Linked DNA regions of Homo sapiens: region 2 is linked to region 1. Evidence: chromatin contacts called from ENCODE Hi-C or POLR2A ChIA-PET data. All regions are on one chromosome and are shown on one strand. Each heading gives the region's core, a stretch centred on a gene start or an enhancer-like site at or near the end of the contact. The rest is flanking DNA. Distances are from core to core; before and after follow the strand shown.

Region 1 (3,970 bases), core at 496-2,995:
ATAAAAATAATGAACACTTGGGTCAAGCAGTCACTGAACAGAGGAAACAACAGTAAACATTTGCTGAGCGCTTCTGAAGTGCCAAACATTGTGCTAATAGGTTTCTTCACATGTATTAACTCATTTCATCCTCACAGCCCTCGTATTAGCCGCGTTTTACAGACAGGAAGCACAGAGAAAATAATTTACTTGCCCCAAATCACTGTTTAATAGTTCATCATTGGCCAGGCGCGGTGGCTGACGCCTGTAACCCCAGCACTTTGGGAAGCCGAGATGGGCGGATCACTTGATGTCTGTTCAAGTCCAGCCTGACCAACATGGTGAAACCCCGTCTCTACTAAAAATACAAAAATTAACCGAGCATGGTGGCAGGCGCCTGTAATCCCAGCTACTTGGGAGGCTGAGGCAGGAGAATTACTTGAACCCAAGTTCATCATTGAGAGAACCGAAAATCAAACCCTTGTCTGAATGACTTCAGCGCTCAGAACACTGTCCCACACCCAGTGTTTGCCTTGTGTCTGTTCATTCCATAAACATCCATGAGTACAAATCTTCCTCGAAAACATGATAAATCGCCCTTTCATCAGTGCAATGAGGATGGGACTCAAAGGAATAAGAAGGAAAGAGCTATATAAAGCTGTCTGAAAGTCAGGGCCCCATTCCGACGCTATAATTCGGTTTGGCTTCAACTGCGGCGCTCCTACAGTTGGGTTAACGAGTTACCTATACTGCGAAACTGTACCCCACCCCTCCTACCAGAGTAGTAAAAAATACGTTCTTGTGTTCTAACAATTTTACAAGCGTAAAACTGGGGGGAGGGGCCGGGCGCGGTGGCTCACGCCTGTAATCCCAGCACTTTGGGAGGCCGAGGTGGGCGGATCACGAGGTCAGGAGATCGAGACCATCCTGGCTAACATGGTGAAACCCCGTCTCTACTAAAAATACAAAAAATTAGCCGGGCGTGGTGGTGGGCGCCTGTAGTCCCAGCTACTCGGGAGGCTGAGGCAGGAGAATGGCGTGAACCTGGGAGGCGGAGCTTGCAGTGAGCCGAGATCGCGCCACTGCACTCCAGCCTGGGCGACAGAGCGAGACTCAGTCTCAAAAAAAAAAAAAAAAAAAAAAAAAAAAAAAAAAATTGGGGTGAGGGCGGGGAATTAACGTTTCTCAAATATACAAGGAAGCCCAGACTCAGAATGTAGACTCAGAGCAGGGAGGGGACCTTTTAGCCCAGCCTTTTCACGCCAGGACAGCTCGCCTGCCAGGCAGTTCTCCACCCTCTCTCGCCCCGCCCCGCTCCTAACGGGACAGTCAGCATCCCCCCTGATTGGACAGCACTGTTCCAGGGGACAAGTCAACCTGGGCCTCCCTCTACATCCCCTCCCCTGCTCATCAGGGCCCACCCCGAGCCACACGGCGGAGCCCTGAATTGGGCCAAAGAGGTGCCCTATGGTGAGGCCTGCAGGACATTGGGCGAGAGCCGGGTCCAGTGTGGGCCTCGGGGCGCGGTGGGGTGGAAAGCGGCCGGGGAGGGGAGGCCTGGGGCAGGAGGCCGGGGGAGGCGGCCCTGGGGGTGGGCAGGATGCTCTCCCGGAGTCCCACGCCGCCGCGCGGCTCTCACCAGACGCCGTCAGAGGCTCCCTCCCACGCCGCCACCGCGCTCCTCGGGCGAGGGACGAACCAAGCGCCACGAAGCAGGCAGAGCGCGAGCCTGCCCCTCGGTTTCCGCGCTCGGGCGCGCGGGTAGACGACTCGTCGCTCGACCTTGTCCCCACTCCTCGCTCGCCCAGCCACGCCCACCCGGAGTGCCGAATCCGCGATCGCGCCCTGACGCCACCCGAGAGAGCTCGCGTGATTGGCTGCTCCCGTCCCCGTCCCCCACCTTCCCGGCGGTATTTTGAGGCGCAGGCAGGGTGCTGACCAGCGGACCATCTTCCATGGCCTCTGCCGCGCTGGAGCTGCTGCGGGGCTGTCCTGCCAGCTTGTGCTCCCGCCCCGAAGCGTCCTCCTCCACTGGCGACACACGCACTGAAGCCCGAGTCTTCCCGCTGGGTAGTTGTTTTGGTCTTGCACCCAAGGAGGGATTTCTTGCGCCTCTTGTTCCCTCAGTTATTTCATAAACCAGGACCGCAACTATACTGTCGTGTAGCGCGGCCACCCCACAGCGGTCCCTGACGTTAACCCTTGCCGTGACTGCTAGAAGACACTGGTGGAGTGTGAATTGATGACCAAGGCATGGCAGAGCCTCTCTCATCTTTATAATCAGTTCAGCGGCGGCCTCCACTACAGGGAACTCCCAGCCAGTCCCGAGGCCTAGGGACATCCAGGGAGAAACGTGGCGGTGGTAAAGGGCTTGCGCAGCTCCTGAAGATAAATAAGACTTTGGGTTGCTGTTGTTTTTGAGACAAGGGTCTCACTATGTTGTCCAGGCAGCACTCGAGCTCCTGGCCTCAAGCCATCTTTTCTGGCTTCAGCCTTCTGAGTAGCTGGGACTACAGGACCATGCCACCGAATCAGGCTTTAAGACTTTTTAATGACCCTTTCAAATTTCTGAGTCACTCCCAGCATTTTAGGAAGCCAAGTGAGAAGGCTAGCTTGAGGCCAGGAGTTCGAGACCAACCTGGGCAACAGATTCCTGAGTCACCATTGACAAGAAACTTTGAATGAAGTTGATGATACAAAATATTAACATCTTTTTTTTTTTACAACCATTAAAAATTTACCACAGGTGAAACTAAGTCTAACAGTTCATTGAGATTTCTTGCTGTACAGCAAATTTCAAATCTCATCAAACTGCAGTTTGTGATGCATTTCAATTAATAATGAAGCTCTAATTTGTAAAATACTTATGAACTCTTAGTTCTCCTGTGGCTAGCTTGGAGCCACGAAAAGGTCACATTAGCCACAAAAGAAAAGACATTAAGGGATTTTTGCAAGGAAGTGCTATCAGATTTCTTTTTTGTTTGTTTGTTTGTTTTTGAGACAGGGTCCCACTCTATCGCCCAGGCTGGAGTACAGTGGTACGATCTCAGCTCACTGAAACCTCCACCTCCCAGGTTCAAGCAATTCTCCTGCCTTAGCCTCCCGAGTAGCTGGGATTACAGGCACACACCACCATGCCCGGCTAATTTTTGTATTTTTAGTAGAGACGGGGGTTTCACCATGTTGGCCAGACTGGTCTCAAACTCCCGACCTTAGGTGATCCGCCCACTTTGGCCTCCCAAAGTGCTAGGATTACAGACATGAGCCACCACACCAGGCCCAGATTTCTTTTTTAAATCACACTGGCTGCTCTGTGGAGAATGGATTGGTAGCAGTGAAACTCAACTGAAGTGGATGGATATGATGTTTATTTTGGAAGTAAAATTGATGAGACTTAATTATAGGTTAGATATAAGGGGATGACAGGGAAAAAGACTCAAGAATGACCTCCGGGCCAGGTGTGGTGGCTCACACCTGCAGTCCCAGCACTTTGGAAGGCAGAGGTGGGAGGATCGCTTGTGCTCAGGAGTTCCAGGCAACAGTGAGCTCGATCAAACCACTGCACTCCAGCCTGGGTGCTGGATCGAGACCTCATCTCTTAAAAAAAAAAAAAAAAAGAAAGAAAGAAAGAAATGACTTCCAGGTTTCTGCCATTAGGAATTGGGTGGTTGGTTGTGTGCTAAGATGAGAAAGGCTGGGAGAGTGACCTGGTTTGGGAAGAAAAAAGTAAAGTTTTAATTTAGGGCATGTTATGATTGAGATGCCTGTGAGCCACATGAAGCTATTAAATGTGCAGTGAGATATATGAATCTGAAGACAGACTCACCAGACTATAAATGGTGTATTAGTTTCACATATGCTGTAACAAATTACCACAAAATTAGGGTCTTTAAAACAACACAAATTGGCCAGGCGCGGTGGCTCACGCCTGTAATCCTAGCACTTTGGGAGGCCGAGGCGGGCGGATCACAAGGTGAGGAGATCGAGACCA
Region 2 (3,970 bases), core at 1,471-3,970, 40 kb before region 1:
GGGACAGTTAATCTCCTTTTAAAGGCTCTAAGTCCCAGTGGCTTCTCAGCTGTCCTAAGAAGATAAGGACAAGGTCACTAAGGCCACTGTAATTTAGATCCCTGGTCTAAAGTCTCTTGTAAGTTCAGCTAGAGTAATAACATCTTTCAACAAATGGTATCCAGGATTAGGGGGGATATCTGAGATGGGGGAGTGATAGATATGTCCAGTGTCTTGATTGTGGTGATGCTTTCACAGGTATACATATGTCAAGGCTTATCAAATTGTAGGCTTTAAAAACAATAAAGCTGTTTTAAAAAAAAGTGTACTTAAGCCCTTCCTGGTAAGATTTCCCTCTGTTCTCTGACTGGATCACCTTCTGTGATCTTAGTTTGGGGTTAGAGGAGGAAGGATGTGTGTGTGTGTGTGTGTGTGTGTGTAGACGGAGTCTCGCTCTGTCACCCAGGGTGGAGTGCAGTGGCATGATCTCGGCTCACTGCAACCTCCGCCTCCCGGGTTCAAGCAATTCTCCTGCCTCAGCCTCCCGAGTAGCTGGGACTACAGGCACATGCCACCACGCCCGGCTAATTTTTGTATTTTAGTAGAGATGGGGTTTCACCATGTTGGCCAGGCTGGTCTTGAACTCCTGACCTCAGGTGATCCGCCCATCTCGGCCTCCCAAAATGTTGGGATTACAGGCGTGAGCCACTGCGCCCAGCTGGAAGGATTATTATTATTATTATTATTATTATTATTATTTATTATTATTATTTTTGAGATGGAGTCTTGCTCTGTCACCCAGGCTGGAGTGCAGTGGTGCGGTCTCAGTTCACTGCCAGCTCCGCCTCCCTGGTTCATGCCATTCTCCTGCCTCAGCCTCCCGAGTAGCTGGGACCCGCCACCACACCCAGCTAATTTTTTGTATTTTTAGTAGAGACGGGGTTTCACCATGTTTCACCATGTTAGCCAGGGCGGTCTCGATCTCCTGACCTCGTGATCCGCCCGCCTCGGCCTCCCAAAGTGCTGGGATTACAGGCGTGAGCCACTGTGCCCGGCCTGGAAGGATTATTAATGCAAACTTCAGGATGAAGTGATATCCCAGGCAAGGCCTGAAGGTCTCAGTGGTATTAATACATTAGTAAGCAGAGTTCTAAGAAGGCTTCCTCTCTATTATTGTAGCTGCTTTGGCACAGAAAATTGTGACTGTAACTTACAGGGTTTGAGCTAAAATGACCCCTAGTAAGAAGACATCAGAAAGAATAGCATCTACAAAAATAGGAGTGGGGAAAGGTGACTCTGGAAGAGGAGACCAAAAGTGAAAACATTTCTCTGCCAAAGTCACCTGCAGTTCAATACCAGATTTGATTGTTAAGAAACGGTCATCCTAAAGACAAGAACTTGATTCCACTCAGGAGCTCTGGAGAGAAGGTCCATGTCTGTTCCTGGAGGTCTAGTAGATCCTGCGTGTTGTGTAGTCCAGAACCATGCTGGCAGCACCCAGCAGGGCGGGGTCAACCAAATCCGAAACCACCACATCCACGTCCTGCACGGAGGACAAGGCCTGCTGGCGAATGACGTCTTTGACAATGTGGATATAGTGACTGGCCAGGACTCCGGAGAGGATCACAAGGGAGGGATTCATGGTATGGAGGATGTTCACAACCCCAAGACCCAAAGCTGTTCCAGCTATAGGGAGACAAAAATTAAAATGAGTTTCTGAGAGAAGCCAAAATCAAAATACCAAAGAGGAAGGCAGAAAAGAGCCAGCAGCAGAAATGTTAAAGAACATCCACGGCATGCAGTGGGAGGCAGTGTTTTAAAAGCAGTTCACGGTTGATTCTTAATATGAGAAAATGATCATGTGACAGCCTCAAGTGGAAAAAGCCGGGTGTACCACATGATCTCCACTAGGCAAAAAAATGAATAGAAAGACTCGAAGGAAATGTTAATAGTTGATACCTCCAAATGGGAAAACTAAGTGATATTTTTTCTTACAACTGTCCTATATTTCTCTAAATTTCCTGTAAAATGAAAGGAGCATTTTTATAGTTGTCAAACCAAACCAACCACCTGCTGAAAAAGGCAATGCTGCCAAATACCTTGAATCCAATTCCCTTTTTACCTCTGAGTAATTAGGAAAGAAACCTCTGAACAGACACTGCAAAGCACCTGTCCCTAGGGAAGCAGGGTCTCTTCTGGGGCCGGGCTGGGCCATATGATATCTGAGGCCACCCCCTGCAGCACAGCCACCTGCAGCCACATGCTCACCTGTTCTTAGGATGCTCTGGGCCTTCGCATTGCCAAGTTTCGCAGCTTGGATGAGATGGAGCGCACCCACAGCCTCATCTTTTGGCACTGACATCCCTTCCACCAAGAGCAGGTCCTCTGAACAGAGTGAGAAGGAAAAGCAGTCACTAATGAGCTGTGGGGAGGCCAAGCTCACCACTGGGCCTGTGGAAAGCAAGCCCCTACATGGGAAGACGGTGTTTTCTTTTCACAATTGCAAAGCTTATCGTTCACAAACATCTCTATACACTGCCCCTAAAGCCTTTGCTACCCTCTTGCTAATTGGTTGTACATAACCCAGAACCTATCTTCCTGGAAAAACCTCAAGTCTGACGACAGCCTCCTACCCCTCTGGCTCCCTCACTTCTCACTTCCAGTAGCAGACAGTCTTTGAAGTGTTCTTTTCTCCAAATTATCACCCTCCTCCCACATTCACTCCTTCCTTACTCATCCCAGACACAATGCTGTGCCATCTGCCAGCGCCACGCGTTCTATGGCAGCGAGGCACAGTGGCTGAGGAACAGACACAGGCCTGGGGTCAGTGCCAGCTCTGCCACTCCCAGCTGCATGACCCCATGCCTGTCACCTCACCTGTACACATTCCTCCTTCCTAGAAGATGAGACCAGTAGTGCCTCCCCTGGCAGGGTTATTTGAGGAACGGAATGAGATCATGGACATAAAGTATTTAGTTAAGTGCTGGCCACAGTAAATGCTCAGTAAGCAGCAGGTATTTCTGTGGTTATCTGTAGTCCTTGTCTTCTGCCCGTCACCAACTCAGATCAATCTGCCTCCTACTAATCTGCTAGAATATCTGGACCCTGAAGGAGAAAAATCCCCAGCTGTGCAAACTGCAACCTAGACATCAACTGGTGGTCTCCTGTCTCCCCTGGGCCCTCACAGCTCTCACCCATTCTCTCTGACTGCGCTTTTCTATACCTTCACCACCTTCCCAGTCCTTCTACCCCCACTGCCAACAGACGAGCATACTTCTTACCTCTCTCATAGGGGGCACCACCAGGCAGTGATCCCCTACCTTTTTGCTTCCTGTCCCATACACCCATCATCTCGGCTCGCCATGCCCTCTCGTGGACCCTCTGCCTGGCTTTGCAGCTCATCTCTTCCCACCTCTTCAGAACCCTACTGTAGGGCTCTATACACTTCTCTCCTGCACTCTCGGCCTCCACTCCCCATCTCTTTTCCTTCAGCATATGCTCACAAATTGGTTTTGGGGGCCAAAAATCTACACTGTTTTTATGTATGAAGCACAGATATACTACACATACAGTGCATGTATGTGTGATATATACATAACATGTTTTGTCCATTTATTTCTTCATTAAAATGTGTATTAAGTACCCTCCCTGTGATACTGGCTGAGAAAACAAAACTGAAGGAAATCTTCCCTGCTGTCTTGGAACTCTAGACCTCTGTCCACCACCACCCCTGGGGAGGAAGAGTGGCAATATGGGTCAGCCAAGAAGACTGTGCAGTTTTAGTGCGAGGGAGCCCTGCTCTTTCCCTAAGAAGTGAAAAGGGGGAAACTTCTGGCTTCAGTGTTCAGCTGTCTTTGGAATTTCCACTTTGAAGTACTTGTCTACTATTTGGTTACTTAATTCCTCGAGAGAGGGACACCAACCATCATGGAGCTTTTTTGCCTCCCTCTGCAAGGCCATTCCAGAGGCGTATGCTTCAATGCACCCATGG

Evidence for each region. Hi-C counts contacts between places; a loop is a spot of excess contacts on that map. ChIA-PET counts read pairs that join two places held with the same protein, here RNA polymerase II (POLR2A). Pooled maps may share reads with other maps.
Region 2: a loop to region 1 is called in a map of dorsolateral prefrontal cortex, with 2.5 times the contacts of the local background. The contact joins the enhancer-like site here to the promoter of GNE in region 1. A Hi-C loop is called at or near these places in 8 of 168 maps with a recorded cell type or tissue (dorsolateral prefrontal cortex, endometrial microvascular endothelial cells, heart left ventricle and 3 more) and 7 of 50 pooled maps. POLR2A ChIA-PET finds 5 or more read pairs at or near these places in 17 of 52 experiments (A673, AG04449, AG04450 and 14 more).

Annotation. Positions count from the first base shown.
Region 1 is chr9:36,256,703-36,260,672 of GRCh38, forward strand. GNE (glucosamine (UDP-N-acetyl)-2-epimerase/N-acetylmannosamine kinase) reads right to left here and starts at 1,746. Exons shown (of 12, transcript NM_005476.7): 1 at 1,619-1,746. LOC124902150 (a long non-coding RNA gene) reads left to right here and starts at 1,908. Exons shown (of 3, transcript XR_007061473.1): 1 at 1,908-2,049. RefSeq lists a silencer at 1,487-1,646 and an enhancer at 1,947-2,176.
Region 2 is chr9:36,215,936-36,219,905 of GRCh38, forward strand. It overlaps GNE (glucosamine (UDP-N-acetyl)-2-epimerase/N-acetylmannosamine kinase), which reads right to left. Exons shown (of 12, transcript NM_005476.7): 10 at 3,903-3,970; 11 at 2,248-2,364; 12 at 1-1,665. The coding sequence ends at 1,430. Among named protein-coding and RNA genes, the nearest start is that of CLTA, 27 kb to the left of the region's middle. Within about 2 kb of position 2,721, at least 2 of the 41 ENCODE cell types and tissues checked have a DNase peak (open chromatin) inside an H3K27ac peak, as active enhancers do; they include dorsolateral prefrontal cortex, where a contact is called at or near this core.